Linked DNA regions of Homo sapiens: region 2 is linked to region 1. Evidence: chromatin loops called from intact Hi-C (ENCODE). Cell type or tissue: heart left ventricle. All regions are shown on one strand. Links, peaks and the distances in the headings refer to the core of each region. The heading gives the core; the rest is flanking DNA. Region 1 has its middle 49 kb from the start of RNF24. Region 2 overlaps ADAM33 (ADAM metallopeptidase domain 33).

Region 1 (2,904 bases), core at 214-2,713:
CATTGCTTCAATAGGTTATTTATTGGATGCCTATGGCCAAGGGTCAGCAAACACAGCCAGCTGTTTTGTAAATAAAATTATATTGGAACACAACCACACCCATTCATTTACATATCGTACAGTTGCTTTCAAAGGCAGAGTTGAATAACTGCACCAGAGACCCACATGTGGCCCATGACACCTAAAATATCCACTCTCTTGTCCTTTTCAGAAAAAGTTTGCCAGCCCTTGTTTTAGGTACCCAAAATGTAGTCCTGGGACCAACAGCAACTTCTTCACCTGGGAGCTCGTTGGAACCACAGAATCTCAGACCCACAACGAGACCTGCTGATTCGGAGTCTGCATTTTTACAAGGTCCTCAGTTGATGTGTGTGCACATTGAGGTGTAAGAAGTGCTGCCTTAAGAAGTCACCCCCTTATCATAGCTCTCATCCCATTCATTGGTCATCATTAACAAATTAATTTTTTTGTCTTCCCTTCCAGAGGCAAGAGCAAGGATTATTAGTGTTGGTCTTCTTCGGAACCCCAGTGCTGATAAGTTGGCTGGCCCAGAGAAGACGAATGCAGTGACCCTCTGACAAATATATTGTTGAAGAGAGTCATGGAAGCTGAAGGAAGAGAGAGTTTCAAAAACAGCAGTTACCGTTTTTCACATATGAGACTGGCAAAGATAAAAAAGTTTGTTAACACACGGTGTTGGGAGAGCACAGGAAATAGGCTCTCTCTCACATGTTGTTAGCACAACCTCTCTGGGGAGGTAAGTTTGGCAATATTCATCAAAATTACAAATGCACAGACTCTTTGACCCTGCATTTCCACTTGTAGGCCTTTGCCAAGTGATTAATATATGTACTGCACAAGAGCAAAAGGTTGGACAAAACCAAGTATTCATCAACAAGGAATCTGCTTGGTAAGTTGTGGTGTATAATAAAACTGTGCAACTTTAAAAAAGAAATCCATCACTGAAAAATATCTGAAAAATTAAAAAAAAAAAAAAAAAGAAGGAGCCAGTGCAATCTCCAAGGTACGTTGCATAATAAAGAAAGATGTGTACTAGTACACATCAGATAATAACCAAAACAGGGCAGGGAGACAGAAGAGGAACTATATATTTGCCTGTATATTCATAAAATGTCTCTTAAAGGATGTACACAAAAAAACAACAACACTGGCTGGCCATGGGAAGGGATGGCTGGGTTGCTGGGGGCAGGGATATGAGGAGACTTTTCACTACCTACTCTTTGGTACTTTTTGAATTAAAAACAGACTGGGGAAAAAAAACAGGAAAAGCTACAGAAAATACAAAATGTGTACAAAAAAAATACAGAAACGTACACACACAAAAAAATAGAGGAAAGTAGAGGCATGTTTTAGACGTCCAGTCTAGAACCTTCCTACTCAAAATGTAGTCCACAGACCAGCAGCATCAGAATCACCTGAAAACTAGTTAGAAATGTAGAACCCCAGGCCCTACTCCAGATAAACTGAGTCAAAATCTGCATTTTTAACAAGAGCCCCAGGGAATTAGCGCAGGCGTTACTAACTGTGACACACCGATCCAGGCAACCAGAGAACTCACTTGTAGCAGCTCCACCTGGTTTCCATGGTCTGCTACTAATAAAACAGCTGCCTTTCCCCCCTAACTGGGGCTCTGTCCCGGTGAGACATCAGGGCCCAGGCTGTTCCCATTAAGGGGCAGGTTTCCAGCAGCTCCTCCCAGGCCCTGGCTGGCCCGAAGCCCAGTGCCCTGGCGGGTCCCCAGCCAAGGAGACAGCTCACTTCCTCCTTCTGGAGCCGCTGGGACTGCTCAGAACGGAAACATTGGAGAGGTCTCCACTCCCCCAGATGTAAACTCTTTCCAACACGAATAAAGATGTATGTGTCTGGCTCAGGTTTATTTATAAATGGTATTTATCTATCTGCCAGGACCTCTGGGTACCTGGTACCTGACCTAGTGGTGGAAGAGAAGTCAGCGGAGGGGTAGCAATGGGCAGGCCCCATTGGAGAAGGAGGGAGAAAGAAAGGCCAGGAGCTGGGCTGCTGCCTCTGCATCCTTGATCCTCTGGAAAAACTCCAGGCCACATCTGGAGGCCACATCTGGAAGCAGTGACTCTGCTGGACTTTTCAGAGCAGCAAGAAGGAGGAGCGAGGGAGGAGTGGGGAGCTGCACTGACGTCGGTCCAGACCACCCAGGACTTTGCAATTGGAGGACTAGGCAGGGAGACTAATTTTCCCACCACCCGACTCCCAACTCTCTGACCCCAAGGACTGGGCAAGCACAGAGCCAGTCATGACTGAATGCCCCCCACTGCTGCTGTCCTGAACTCCCCATGCCTCAAGCCGGAGGGACTCTGTACAAGCCAAGCCCTCTCTGTTTCTGGATCCTTCTATTCCCACGGCCTCCTAACAGTTGCAGCCTCTCCCACAAACAGAACCCCAGGTCCTCCTCTTCTCCCTTCACATTTCCTCCTAGGTCCCTCATCTGTGTGGCTAATGTCTCTTCAATTTAAAACAAAACCATAAAACCACTAAAAAGTGTACAGTCCAAAAGAGTTTACAAAATGCTTCGCCACAGTGAGCCCTATTTCACTCCCTCCCAGCCCTGCAAGGTTCGCATTCCTACCCCTACTCTGCATAGCAGAACACTTAGTGAGTGCAGGAAATGCTAATGGGCTTCACAAGACCTTTCAGCCTGTAGGTAGCAGAGGCCTCTGGACTCAGGTGCACACCTGGGCTGCCGTCTGCCAAGGCCTCAAGGCCTTCTCAGTGCAGGACTCCACATCAGACAGGCCTTGATCCCATCAGCCGCCTGCTGACATCTCCAGTTCTGCGAATGGTTATGTTCCTTGCCTGGCCCACAGGCCCCAAATTCAGATACCTATTTCCTCCCCATCCCCTCTATTG
Region 2 (2,904 bases), core at 131-2,630, 390 kb after region 1:
CAAAGACTCTGAGACCCTTGGACAGGGCCCCAGGCCAGTGCATTTTTGGAGAAAAGGAGTCGGGGGTTAAACATTCCGAAGGCGCAGCAGCCTCCCAGGAAGCTCCTGGGCCGGCTCCAACTCTGGGCCCCCAGCCAGGCTGAGTGGACAAGGGGGAAGTGGGGTGTTCCCACAGGGTGGGAGACGCCAAGAGGGTGGGGGAAGGAGAGAGGGCTGGCCGTCCAAGCCAGCCTCCTGACACCTAGCTGAGAGCCAGTGTGCTCTCTTGGCTGGAATGGCGTCCATGTTTACTTCGTGGGTCCAGTGAAGCAGGTGTCGGAGCCGGAGGGACGGGGGCTGCTGGAGGCCCAGGAAAACTTTGGAAGAGGGAGCAGTTTGCCAAAATTGGAAGTGGAGGAGTCAAATTTGAATTCTATAGGGAATGAGCAGCAGCTCATTTGGAAACAAGCCTCAGGTAGCAGAGGCTCTGAGGAGGCCCTGACCATGGCTACCCGATGCCCCCATAATGTCCTCAGCACCCCTCTGTCTTCCCCTGCTTTTGATGCCCCTTCTGGGCATGAAAGAAGAGGGCGGGCCAGGGGAGGGGCACCTTTCTGGGACCTCTGGTCTCTAGGGAGGATGCTGGTGTGCCTGGCAGGCTGTGCCAACGCCCTTCCAAGTGGCTGTTGTCAGGACTGCAAACATCCTGAGTTTGGGAACATCTTTGTATGTTCTCACCTCCTCCACGCCCTCCATAGTATGTGGGGGGTCCTGCTGACTCCCCAGCCCACGTTCTCCCCAAGAACTTCCTCCCCAGCCGGCTCCACAGGCCACCTACTCCCTGGCAGGCAGGAGGCCTGGAGGCCACCATCTCAGCTCCACACATTTTCTTGCCCAGGTCTCGAAGCCAGACATGGGGCTGGTGGCCCTGGAGGCTGAAGGCCAGGAGCTCCTGCTTGAGCTGGAGAAGAACCAGTGAGTGCCAGGCTGGGGTAGGGCTGGGAGGAGGGGATCAGTGTTGGGGGGCAGGGACTGACACAGATCTGTGCGGGTGGCTGGATGGGCAGAGGACCCCAGAGAGGGTGCAGATGACAGGGAGAGTCACGCAGGCCTGTGGTTGGCTCCCTGGAGGCTGAAGAGGACCGCTGAGGCTGTCAGCCCCGCTGTGGGGCACCTCCGCCCTCCCAACCCCAGGAGCGGCTTGTTAGCTCCCTGCTGGCGATGAGTGAGCACCACCTAGTGGACATTTGCAAGATATGCTGAGTCTAAAGAAATCCTAGAGGGAAAAGATGAGCCGGCACCCCAGGCTAAGGGAATGGCAGGGACCAAGATGCGGTGGCTTTGGGAGGCCGAGGCGGGCGGCTCACCTGAGGTCAGGAGTTTGAGACCAGCCTTGCCAACATGGTGAAACCCCGTCTCTACTAAAAATACAAAAAATTAGCCAGGCGTGGTGGCGGCGCCTGTAATCCCAGCTACTTAGGGGGCTGAGACGGGAGAATCGCTTGAACCCCGGAGGTAGAGGTTGTGGTGAGCCAAGATCACACCACTGCACCACTCCGGCCTGGGCAAAGAGTGAGACTCCGTCTCAAAAAAAGAGAAAAAAAAGAAAAAGAAAAAAAAAAAGAAAGAAAAGAAAAAAGAAAAAGATGCAGTGGCTACACTTGGGGGCAGCAGTTTGTCTGACCTGCCTGGAAGGTCTCCATCTACAGGGAGGGGAGCAGGGGGGAATGAATTTGGAGAGTCCCAGGAGGGCCAGATCACAGAAGGCCATTTTGGTGCTCAGTGTCCTGGACCATCCAGAGCCAAAGATTTTGAGCTGGGGAAGGGACAGGCAGACCTGTGCTCAGGAAGGTGCCTTGGGCTGGGTGGGGTGGGTGTCCGGGCTGGAGCGCAGGCTCTTAAAACCACCCAGATTATGTTATCAGTATATATCACCTACTGAGTGCTTGACCGCAGGCGCTGTTCTGAGCACTTGACACGTATTTTATTCTCCCTCGTGGAGTCGGATGGACAGGGAACAAACTCTAGTTCCACTGTGCCCAACCATATTTTCCCGACGTCCCTACCCTTTCAATGGGGTGGTCACATCACCTACCTCCTAGGGTGGCGGGTGTGTGTGGGGCAGGGGTAGGGGGCAGAGCTGGGGCAGGTGGTGGAATGCCTGGGAGGGGGGAAGCAGCCATCATTAGCGGGTGGTCTGGAGGTAATGAGGCCAAGGTGAGGTTGGGTTAAGGATTTTCTTTAAAGAAGACAGATTGACTTATGATTGATCCATCCGTGTGGGAAAGATCCTGTTGAGATGGAGCCTGAAGATGGAATCATTACCGGAGTGGGTGTGGAGAAGGCAGGGAGGGTGGAAGCAGCGTGGGCAGGTGGCGATTCTGTTTTCTCTGGAGGCAGGGGGTGAGCATCAATCACTGAAGGACAGGTGGGAGGTATGTGGGGTCTAGAAGTCTGAGGAAAATATTTCAAGGATCTAGGGCAGGTGGGGGCAAGAGGGTCGACCAGATGCCCAACAAAGGAGGGCAGCAGGCAGGGGAACTGGGGGAGGTCACCGCATTTCCCCAACTCCAAGTCCCATTCTTCGGCAGTGTCTCCTGACTCCTCCCCTCCCGATCCTGTGGATCCTGCTGCCTGCTGCAGGTCCCCTGGGAACCACAAACTCTTCCCCTATTCCCACTCCTCCCCGGCGTCCTCCCTGGTGCTTCCCATATTCACACCTCCCACAACTAAGCCATCACCAAGGCTCCTTCCTCTAGCCCCAAGAGTTTCTGATCTGAGCAAGTCACCATTGCTCCTGTCCCTTCCCTAAGACACACTGTGAGTGTCTCACTCATAAAGCTGCTCCATTAGCATTTAGGGAGGAAGGCTGGGAGACATCCTGGAGGAGGCAGGAGGAAGCTGAATTCAGTGTTCCCTGTAACA

Evidence for each region. Hi-C counts contacts between places; a loop is a spot of excess contacts. Peaks named below come from ENCODE experiments on the same cell type or tissue, not always from the same donor. Only the 100,000 strongest peaks of a DNase experiment are listed, where the experiment ranks them.
Region 2: it touches region 1 in a loop (2.7-fold over the local background); 5 of 110 quality-filtered maps call a loop at or near these places.

Annotation. Positions count from the first base shown.
Region 1 is chr20:4,063,603-4,066,506 of GRCh38, reverse strand. No RefSeq gene overlaps it. Among named protein-coding and RNA genes, the nearest start is that of RNF24, 49 kb to the right of the region's middle. RefSeq lists an enhancer at 2,374-2,904. In heart left ventricle, for the core only: a CTCF peak has its summit at 1,579; DNase peaks (open chromatin) are centred at 1,736 and 2,156; H3K4me3 peaks cover 548 bases; H3K27ac peaks cover 2,500 bases.
Region 2 is chr20:3,675,117-3,678,020 of GRCh38, reverse strand. ADAM33 (ADAM metallopeptidase domain 33) reads left to right here. Exons shown (of 22, transcript NM_025220.5): 3 at 878-954. Among named protein-coding and RNA genes, the nearest start is that of ADAM33, 5.4 kb to the left of the region's middle. RefSeq lists an enhancer at 282-884. In heart left ventricle, for the core only: a CTCF peak has its summit at 1,218 (motif pointing left); a DNase peak (open chromatin) is centred at 1,170; H3K27ac peaks cover 397 bases; H3K27me3 peaks cover 464 bases.